Regions from separate parts of the Homo sapiens genome. Here regions 1 and 3 are each linked to region 2. Evidence: chromatin contacts called from ENCODE Hi-C or POLR2A ChIA-PET data. All regions are on one chromosome and are shown on one strand. Each heading gives the region's core, a stretch centred on a gene start or an enhancer-like site at or near the end of the contact. The rest is flanking DNA. Distances are from core to core; before and after follow the strand shown. Region 1 holds the start of NTN4 (netrin 4). Region 2 holds the start of ELK3 (ETS transcription factor ELK3). Region 3 overlaps NTN4 (netrin 4).

Region 1 (3,038 bases), core at 436-2,935, 400 kb before region 2:
AATGCCCCTAAACTCCTAAGTCCAGAAAAGATTTGAGCCAGATAAAGAATCCATGGGGCAAAATACTTGGAGTCACTCAAGGGACTATTCAATGATACTAAGGATGCTCCTGTGACTTGGACTGGTTTGGGATGCAGACTGGAAAGCCTGGATTTTGCTGGGTGCCAGCGGCCCTCAGGGAAGAGTGGAAGCCCAAGGGAGGAGATGCGTGCTACAATGTTCTGTAGCCACCAGCGCATCCCTCTAGCCCAGGCGCCCCTTTCTGAAGCAGTCAAGATCCGCACGAGAGACTGGATGTCTGCAGACTCCCTCACATCTCTCCCCCTCACCTACAGGGCTGCGCTTACGCCTAACTGGAAACCAGGTGACCCGCAAGAGGGAGGGAGAGGAGCAGAAGGGGCTCCCGAATACAGAAACCACGAGCCAGGAGCCGGTGGCCTAGGGCAGCCCAAGAAAGCCAGGATGGGAGTGGGAGGGAGAGGGCATCTGCCGACGCCGACGCCGGTTGTCCAGTTACCGAGCCAGGGAGCAGACCCGCCTCCGACCTCCCGCAGAGTCTCTGCCAGGGTACCAATTCCCCAGGGGCGGCCAGCCAGCTCAATGCAAGCCCGGGGTGATCACCACCTATCGTCCAAGCCAGGAGTCCCACTGCGTTCCAGTCACTGCTCCGGGGAGAGGGCGCTCAGCCCTGCCCCAGGTGTCCTTACCTGGTTCTCTAGTACCCAGCACCAGGTCAGGGACACCAGCGATGGGCTTCTACCAGAGACCGGCCCCAGCCCACGCGCGCCCAGGGTCGCTGGGCCACCCCTCCTCATCATTCCTTAGGCCATGAAGTGCCGGGGGATGGCGAGCTGGGTCCTTTGTTCCCTCACCAAGTGGAAAAGCAGTTTTTTAACAAGCCAAACCAAGAAAGAAACCCCGGTCGCAGTATCCCCGGCAGGGCGCACCCAGGATAGCTGGTTATCCAAGCGCATGTGTATCCCAGTTGTAAAAATAAATCAATAGTATTTGAAACTGCGGAGCCCCGGGGAAAGGAGGCGGAACATGGCCACTCATTTCACCCTCGGGAGCAGCGCTCTGCGCTCGCAGCCCTGGCTCCCCTGCACCCCCGAGTCCCGAGATGGGTTAGAGAAGCAGCGAGGGAAGGGGTGGGGGCCCCGCCGCGTCACCACCCACCTGCGGCCACCACCGTGCAGCCCCAGAGCAGCAGCAGCCGCGCGCAGCTCCCCATGGCCGGGAGGAGCCGGGAGCAGCCGGGCCGGGCGGGTGCCGGAGGGAGCCGAGACCTCTGGGCTGCGGGATGAAGCGCCGCCGTCCTCGGGAGGGAACGGGGCCCTGGTTTCTTCCTCCTCCTGGGGCGCCGGGCTCGGTCAGCGGTCGCCGGCAGCTGGGAGCCAGGGGCCGGGACCGCGCGGGGAGGTGGGGTGACCCTCGCGCACCGGCCTGGCGGGTCCCGGGCACCTGGGGGGCGGCGGGAGCCCCGGGACCATAGCCGGCCTGGCTGCGCTGCCCCGCGGAGCGGCCCTGCGGGCTCGTCTGCCGCTAGCCCGGGGCTCGGCGCCCGCAGCCGCCGCTGAACTTTGCGAGACCTTTCACTTCCCGGCCGCCGCCGCCGCCTCCTCCTGGGCGTCCTCCTCCGCTTTTCCCACCTCTTCTGGCTGCCCCGGCTCCGTCCCGTCCTTCTCCACGGGCAGTTCCATGCGATGCATTTTTATTGCACCGACGCCGCGGCGCTCCGGTGCCAGCCCTCCTCCCCTCGCACCTCCACCCCTTCCTCCCGCCCGCCCCCCGCGCTTGACAGCCCGGGCGGCGCAGCCCGCGGGATCGGATCGCCGCTGCCGCTGCCGCCCGGGGGGGGGGTCCCCCGCGCCCCGACCGACGCCCCCGACGCCCGGCTGCCCGCTGGTCCCGGTCGCCTCAGCCTGGCCCCCGGCTGCCCTGGCGCCCCTCCTGGCCCGCGCCCTGCATCTCCCTAGTGACCCCCCTGGTGCCCTGCAGCACCCACAGGCCTCCCCTGGGAAGCAATCTCCCACCTTCTCCCGGAACATTCCTAAGAGCAGTAGACTCCCTCTAGATCAGGTCAGGGCATGCCAAGGGGCTTAAAAAACCGCGAAACAGGCTAGCGCCTACTTCCCACATCCCCCAGCGAAACAAGCCCTCCCTCCTCCTCCAGCCACCCCCTCTCGGGGAGTCCCACGACCCGGGGACGGAACACCCCAACCCAGCCCCGCGTCACCCGCACTGAGAGCGCGCCAACTGCTAAGCGGCGTTCGCCGCTTCTCTGCTGCCTTTTGCGGGGGTAGGGGGATGTCTCGGCTAAACAATCGCTGCCTACATGATCCGAAGGTGTGCCCACTTTGGTGTAAGAGGTATTGCCTAACTCAAACTCAAGGTGCTGAAAGAAAAGGGTCACAGGATTAGCTAGTCGGCAGTGTAAGAACATCGTTGTCCAGAGGCAGGGCAAGGGCACGACAAAGGGAACTCTTCGGTCCTTCCAAGCGTTCTCCCTTTATAGAGTATGCCGTGCTGTGAAACAGTGTTAGGAACTAACTTATGGGGAGCAATTTAGTAGCAACCACACGCAGCTAATTGCAGATAGGATTGCTCAGGGCTGGTGCTTCTGGAAAGAGATTAAATAGCAGCCGAGTCTGAGATTTTTGCAAGTTCTGTGAAAATATAATTCTACTTACACATCCAGGGAAACTGGCAAAAGTTAAGTCGACAGCAATTTTGTATTGCAGTGCTCATTTTGTTCCTTTGAATATTTTCCAGAAAATTAACTACGTTCCAGATACCATTTAGTCGTTGTGTCTGTTACAGATGAGGATAATTCAGAGCTTTGGGATACATGTAGATATTATTTACAATGACCCAGCCAGGAACATATAAGAAGTTTATATCTCCCAGGGGGATCTGGGTTGAGGTCAGCATAATCCATTTGGGCGACATTAAAATTATTCTTCTGGCCAACAGAGGAAAGTAGCAGAAGGTGTGGACAGCAATTCATGTAGCATCACCTGCTTTAGAAAATAAACGCT
Region 2 (2,920 bases), core at 99-2,598:
GAATGTGGTCCTTTTGAAAGGACTCACACCCGGCCCCCAGAGAATCTGACTTAATTGGCCTGGGTTGAGTATATTGTTGGAGAGTGTCAAAACACTCCCCAGGTGATTCTGACATTAGCCGGGGCCCGGAACCACCCCCGACCTACTGAATCTGGGACTCCAGGAGAGGCCCAGCCACTAGTGGTTTAACAAGCCCCTTGGGTCAAGTTTGAAAACCAGGGGTCTGGGCTGCTAAGTGGCGGCATGGGAATGGAAGGTTCTGGAAGGTGAGCAGTGAGGTTGGGGCGCAGGCCTGGGAAGGGAGAGGCTCTTCAACAGCCATCCCCCCCAACCTTGTCTCAGCCTAGGGCAATGGGCAGGCTCTCCCATCAGAGCCTGGCCTGAGCCCTCAGAGGCAGGACCTCCTTGAGGGATGTGGAGGTGTGAAGACCAGTTCTGAGACCACAGAGGCTCCCTTCAAGCCTCAGTCTCTGACCCTGCGGGCATTATTTCCATGACTTCCAGTGTTGTGGCTCCTTATCCTTTCCCCACAGGCTCGCCCCCCAACTGAGGGCTGGCTTTTTTATTTTTTTGAGACGGAGTTTCGCTGGTTGCCCAGGTTGGAGTGCAATGGGGCGATCTCAGCTCACTGCAACCTCTGCCTCCCAGGTTCAAGCGATTCTCTCGCCTCAGCCTGCCAAGTAGCTGGGATTATAGGGACCCACCACCACACCTGGCTGTTTTTGTTGTTGTTGTTTTGGTATTTTTAGTACAGACGGGGATTCGCCGTGTTGGCCAGGCTGGTCTCGAACTCCTGACCTTAGGTGATCCATCCGCCTTGGCCTCCCAAAGTGCTCAGATTACAGGCGTGAGCCAGCACGCCCGGCCGAGGGCTGGCTTTTAAAACACCGAAAACCCAGACAGGAACGGTGTCCATCTCCAACCCCAGACGGAAACTGTGCCCGCACCCACAAGAAAAGCAGTCCTTTGCCCAGAGCAACCAAACCCTGAACCCCACTCTCGATTCCCCTCTGCCCCCCAACTCTTCCATCCCAGCGGATGGGAAACAGCGAGTCCAGCCGCCTCCCCACCTCGGGACCCCCCTCCCGGGCCAACTGCGCAGGGCACGACCCCGTCGTGGTGCCCCGCGCGCTCGACCCCCAGGGGTTGAGGTGAGGAGGGATCCCCGGTGTCCCGGGAAGCGCGGCGGCTTCTGCGGGTTGCGGGCGGACCCCCCTCCCCGTGGGGAGGGGCTGCGGCCGCGCGGAGTCGCCGCGGGTCGGAGGCTCCTCCCCGGGGTGGCCGCGCAGGAAGCGGGGCGGGTGGGGGCGGTGCGGGGCGCGCACGGGGCCGGGGCGGCGGGGGAGGCGCGGGCCTGGGCGGCCAGCCCCGGCGCACAGCCGCGGCCGGGGCGCGCGGCGCGGGGCGGAAAAGCCTGTTTACACAGACTGCACACCGCCTGGGGAATAATGCAGTAAAGGAAGTGAGCCGGCTCGGCCTGACTGCTCCAACTTCCTGCTCTCACACACACCAGAGGGGAAAAAAAAAGAGGAGCGAGAGAAAGAAAAAAAGGGGGAAAAATCAGGATCTCATTACAAGAGCCACAGACCGTCTGCAGACGCCTGTCAGCATGGAAAGTCGGGGGCTTTCGCCCGGGTCCTCCTAGAAATTCCCCCCGAAGAAGACTCCCCCACATCTGGGTAGGTAACAGGGCTTCTGCCTGTTGCTCGGACACTTAAAAAGTTTGTTTGGGGGTGTTTTCTTTTTTTCTTTCTTTTCTTGGGCGCGGTGGGGGTGGGGCGGGGGGCGCCGCGGGGTGGGCTGCGGGCCGGGGTGGGGGTGGCGGTGCGTCCGCGCGGGAGGGCCGGCCGCGGGGAGGGGGCGCCGCGGATGCTCCTGCGCCCGCGTCGCTGCCACCGCCGTCGCCCGAGCTCGCGCCGGGCCCGGGGCTGCGGGGACCCTGCGCCCGCGGCTCCCCTCCCTGGGGCTGCGCTGCGACCCCAGAGGAAGGGGCGCCGGGCGTGCAACCCTGGGAGCTCGCCCAGGGCCCCGCTGCAGGCAGCGCGGGGAGCGGGGGACGGCGAGACTTCGGGTCCCTGGGAAGAACCGTGGCAGGAGCAGGCTGAGTGCCTGGAGGCTGGACCACCGCCGACCTTCCAGCTGGGACCGCAGTCAGGCTCCCCTCGAGTGGGCAAAGTGCACTGGTGCTCGGATCCAGGGAGGAAGACAGGGATGGAGAGGGCGGTGGAGGACATGGGTCGCGAAGGTGTGGGGCTGGGGGCTGCGTCCACTCTCGCTTGGCAGGTGACCCCCGCCCAGGTCACCGCCCCAGGCGCACGCCCCATCGGACATTTAAAAGCCGGTGGTCTCTATTGGGCATGGTTTTGGAGAAGGACCAGGCAAGAAATGATCTTGGGGCCCCTTCCACTCCCCATCCCTGTTTACCTTCGAACTCAACGTTGGCCTGTGACGCTACTGTAACTTTTGGGGAGGCGGGATTAAGATTTTGGAGTAGTTAAAAAGCAAAAATAAAAGGTCTTGGTTTTGTTATCTTTTCTGAACCGAATCATCCTAGGGACAAGCTGCAGTTAGGCGGCGGGTGGAGGTGGAAGCAAGAAATGTTATTTCAGAAACTGCAAAAGGGGCTTTTTAGAAAGAAAAAAAAACGAGTGTCGGGAGAGTTTCTGGCTTGTCTGGAAACGGCAAGACTAATTGCCATGCGCTTCCGCTTTGAAACTGGCAGCAGACAGCATCTTGAAAATGACTCACTAGAGGAGCTCACAAAGAAACTGTGGTTTGCTCCTTCTTAGGTTTATGTATTTGTGCCTTTTACAGTTTCCTTTGTAGTGTTCGAGGGGTCCCCCGCCCCTTCCCCGCCAGCCCCCTCCCACCCTCCCTCATTTGAAAGCCCCTGGCCGGTCTTTAACTACCCCCACCCCAG
Region 3 (2,827 bases), core at 149-2,648, 490 kb before region 2:
GTTTCCACAAACAGTTACTTCATATTGATTCTATGCTGGAATCATTCACAGTTGCTTTCAATATAAAACAAGGATGTCTATGTTGTTTATATGGTATAAAATGAACTCACGTGACTTTGCCAAACCTACAATTTGAAAGAAAAAGCCCACAAGTTACTATTTGAAGAGACCTCAATAACCTTTGGGAAGGAATGGACTGGTTCACAGGCACGAGAATAAACAAATGAAAGGTGCTTATGTTTTCTTACATGTGTAATTGTGGTAAGGTATTCTGGATTTAATTAGTGTAAAAATTGTACTTGAAAGATAGACTGAAATGGAAGCATCACTATACAGGAGGTAAAATGAAATAACTGTTTAAGAGAGATCAGTGCAAACGGAAATGCAGAGACTCTTCCTGAGAGCATCATGAGAAGGGGCTATTTGAGTAGAATGTGAAGAATGGCAATAGAGACTGAGGCAAGAGAGTCATCCACCCAAAGCACCTGCATCTCCAACAGCTGAGTAGTTTTCACCTAAGCCAGAAAGAAGGAAAAAAAAAAAAAGATCTGGATGATATAACCCTTTCTTTACAAAGATAGCTGGTTCATTTGGGTAGGTAGCCATGAAACCAGATGCTATCTTGGTAAATGCTTGGTTTGGGTTTTAGGGCAGAGAGACCAAGTTTATTTTTATTCACTCTGTGCTAAAGGGCAATTGACTACATTTATTTTGGCCCATCAGGGAGGAAGGAAGGGCATGCCAATCTTTCAAGAGGTTGTTTACTTTGACAGAGAATGAATTCTGCTTTCTTTTCCATTTTCTGATTTTCCTTTTAATATGGAGAAAGACTATGTAATAGTTTAAAATATGTGTCTTGGCATAAAAGTCAATAAATTTATTGTAAAGGAATTAACTGGTTGTTTCCTAAAAGGAGTTAATTCTGTTCTACAGGCATTTCTTTAAACACCTGTTTCAAACAGTGTATTCTTCTAAAGTGAGGATTTTTTTTTTTTTTTTTTTTTTTTTTTTTTTTTTTACTTAGGGTCTCAGTCTGCCACCCTGGTTGTGTAGTGCAGTGGTGTGATCATGGCTCACTGCAGCCTCAAACTCCTGGGCACAAGTGGTCCTCCTGCCTGAGCCTCCTGAGTTGCTGGGACTACAAGTGCATACCATCATGCTCAGCTAATTAATTTTTTTTTAAAGAGAGCTTATGCTAGAGACAAGACTGCTATAAGCAGTGGTTTTCAAATGCTGAGCCAAGAGGCCAAAAGGCTGAATCAGAGTCACCAACGATGCTTTTTAAAGGAATGCAGATTTCTGTCCGGACGCCCTGTTGGAGATTCTGATTCAGTGTATTCTGGGCAGGACTCTAAGATTGCACATTTTGAGTAAGTGCTCCCTGGTGATTCTGACCCACAGCCAGGTTTGGGAACCAATGACTTGAGGTGAGAGAAGTGGGGCTGTGAAAGTGGAGGCAAGACCTTGTCCAAACCGTTCTACTTTTGACTCAGAGTCTGAGTCTGACTTCCTGATGAAAAATGACCTGAGAGTTTGAAACTGGCCGTGGTGAGAATGTTTCAACCACAGAAATTGCTAAATGGTGTGAATCAGGTCAGGGTTCCCTCCCACCACGAACCCTGCCGCAAAAGCCAGTACACAATTATCTAGGAAGGTTATTCTCTTTTTTCTTTCTTTCTTTTTCTTTTCTTCCCTTTCTTTTTTCTTTCTTTCTTTCTTTTTTTTTTTTTTTTTGAGACAGAGTCTCCCTCTGTTGCCCAGGTTGGAGTGCAGTGGTGCAATCTTGGCTCATTGCAACTTCTGCCTCCTCGGTTCAAGTGATTCTCCTGCCTCAGCCTCCCAAGTAGCTGGGACTACAGGCGCCCTCCACCATTCCCAACTAATTTTTGTATTTTTAGTAGAGACAGGGTTTCACCATGTTGGCTAGGCTGGTCTTGAACTCCTGACCTCAGGTGATCTGCCCACTTGGCCTCCCAAAGTGCTGAGATTACAGGTGTGAGCCACCACCCCTGCTGTCACATTTTAAAAATATGCCTGCTATAGAAAAATCTACCTGTGTTATAGGTTACCAAAGTCACATAGGTGACTTTAAAGGTTTCAAGTGAGTTACTCTAAAAGAGACTATCCACTTTTTGAACAGAGAGATGAGATTCCTCAAAGTACCTCAGTACACAGTGAGAATTACATTCCCCTTTTTCCTTCTGTGCCTGAGCAACGAGTCACTTTGAGCCTCCATTTCTGTTCTCAGCCCTAGGTTCAGCTGGAGAGATTCATGTTTTCCCTTGTGTTTACAGACCTTAAATGCACTGTCCTTTCAAAAATTTTTTTTTCCTAAGCTGTAGAAATAAATTCAGTTTCAGTGATCTCCCCAGTCTTAAAAAAACAAACAACATCCCTGGAATCCTCAGAAGTGATTTCTTGGCATGGTAATGTGTAGTTGATTGTGCTGGGTCCAACAGTAGACTCTGATTAAGGTTGAAATAAAGAGGAAGTGAGAACAGGGATGATTTAATTGCTCACAAGAAATAAATCTATTGGCTAGAAGATTTGGTTCAGGGCCTCGTTTCTTCAGGTTTGATGAATTTATAACCATTAAGTAAAAATGTACACATAAAACCATAGCATTTAGCATGGTGCTTCTCAGGAGAGTGGGAGGAAAAATCTCCTAGAACATTCGTGGAACCAGTAAGTCCTTGGCTTAACCTGGCAGGAAACTAGCTACCTAACTGCAAACAAAACCCCAAGATTAATGCCATCAATATTTGTTGAATGAATCAACATGCCCAGGTACGTATTTTATTACATGTATCATAGATGCTGTGAGGAA

Evidence for each region. A loop is a pair of places that touch in the nucleus more often than their neighbours do. ChIA-PET counts read pairs that join two places held with the same protein, here RNA polymerase II (POLR2A). Pooled maps may share reads with other maps.
Region 1: a pooled map shows a loop between it and region 2 (2.1-fold over the local background). The contact joins the promoter of NTN4 here to the promoter of ELK3 in region 2. A Hi-C loop is called at or near these places in 2 of 168 maps with a recorded cell type or tissue (PC-9 and mammary epithelial cell) and 2 of 50 pooled maps. POLR2A ChIA-PET finds 5 or more read pairs at or near these places in 1 of 52 experiments (MCF 10A).
Region 3: a loop to region 2 is called in a map with no recorded cell type, with 13 times the contacts of the local background. The contact joins the enhancer-like site here to the promoter of ELK3 in region 2. A Hi-C loop is called at or near these places in 13 of 37 single-sample maps with no recorded cell type and 4 of 50 pooled maps. POLR2A ChIA-PET finds 5 or more read pairs at or near these places in 1 of 52 experiments (AG04450).

Annotation. Positions count from the first base shown.
Region 1 is chr12:95,789,079-95,792,116 of GRCh38, forward strand. NTN4 (netrin 4) reads right to left here and starts at 1,686. Exons shown (of 10, transcript NM_021229.4): 1 at 1,177-1,686. The coding sequence starts at 1,231.
Region 2 is chr12:96,193,027-96,195,946 of GRCh38, forward strand. ELK3 (ETS transcription factor ELK3) reads left to right here and starts at 1,349. Exons shown (of 5, transcript NM_005230.4): 1 at 1,349-1,679. RefSeq lists a silencer at 1,174-1,313 and an enhancer at 2,645-2,724.
Region 3 is chr12:95,699,098-95,701,924 of GRCh38, forward strand. All of the region lies in intron 5 of NTN4 (netrin 4), which reads right to left. Among named protein-coding and RNA genes, the nearest start is that of NTN4, 90 kb to the right of the region's middle. RefSeq lists enhancers at 1,225-1,294, 1,345-1,394. Within about 2 kb of position 1,399, at least 6 of the 41 ENCODE cell types and tissues checked have a DNase peak (open chromatin) inside an H3K27ac peak, as active enhancers do.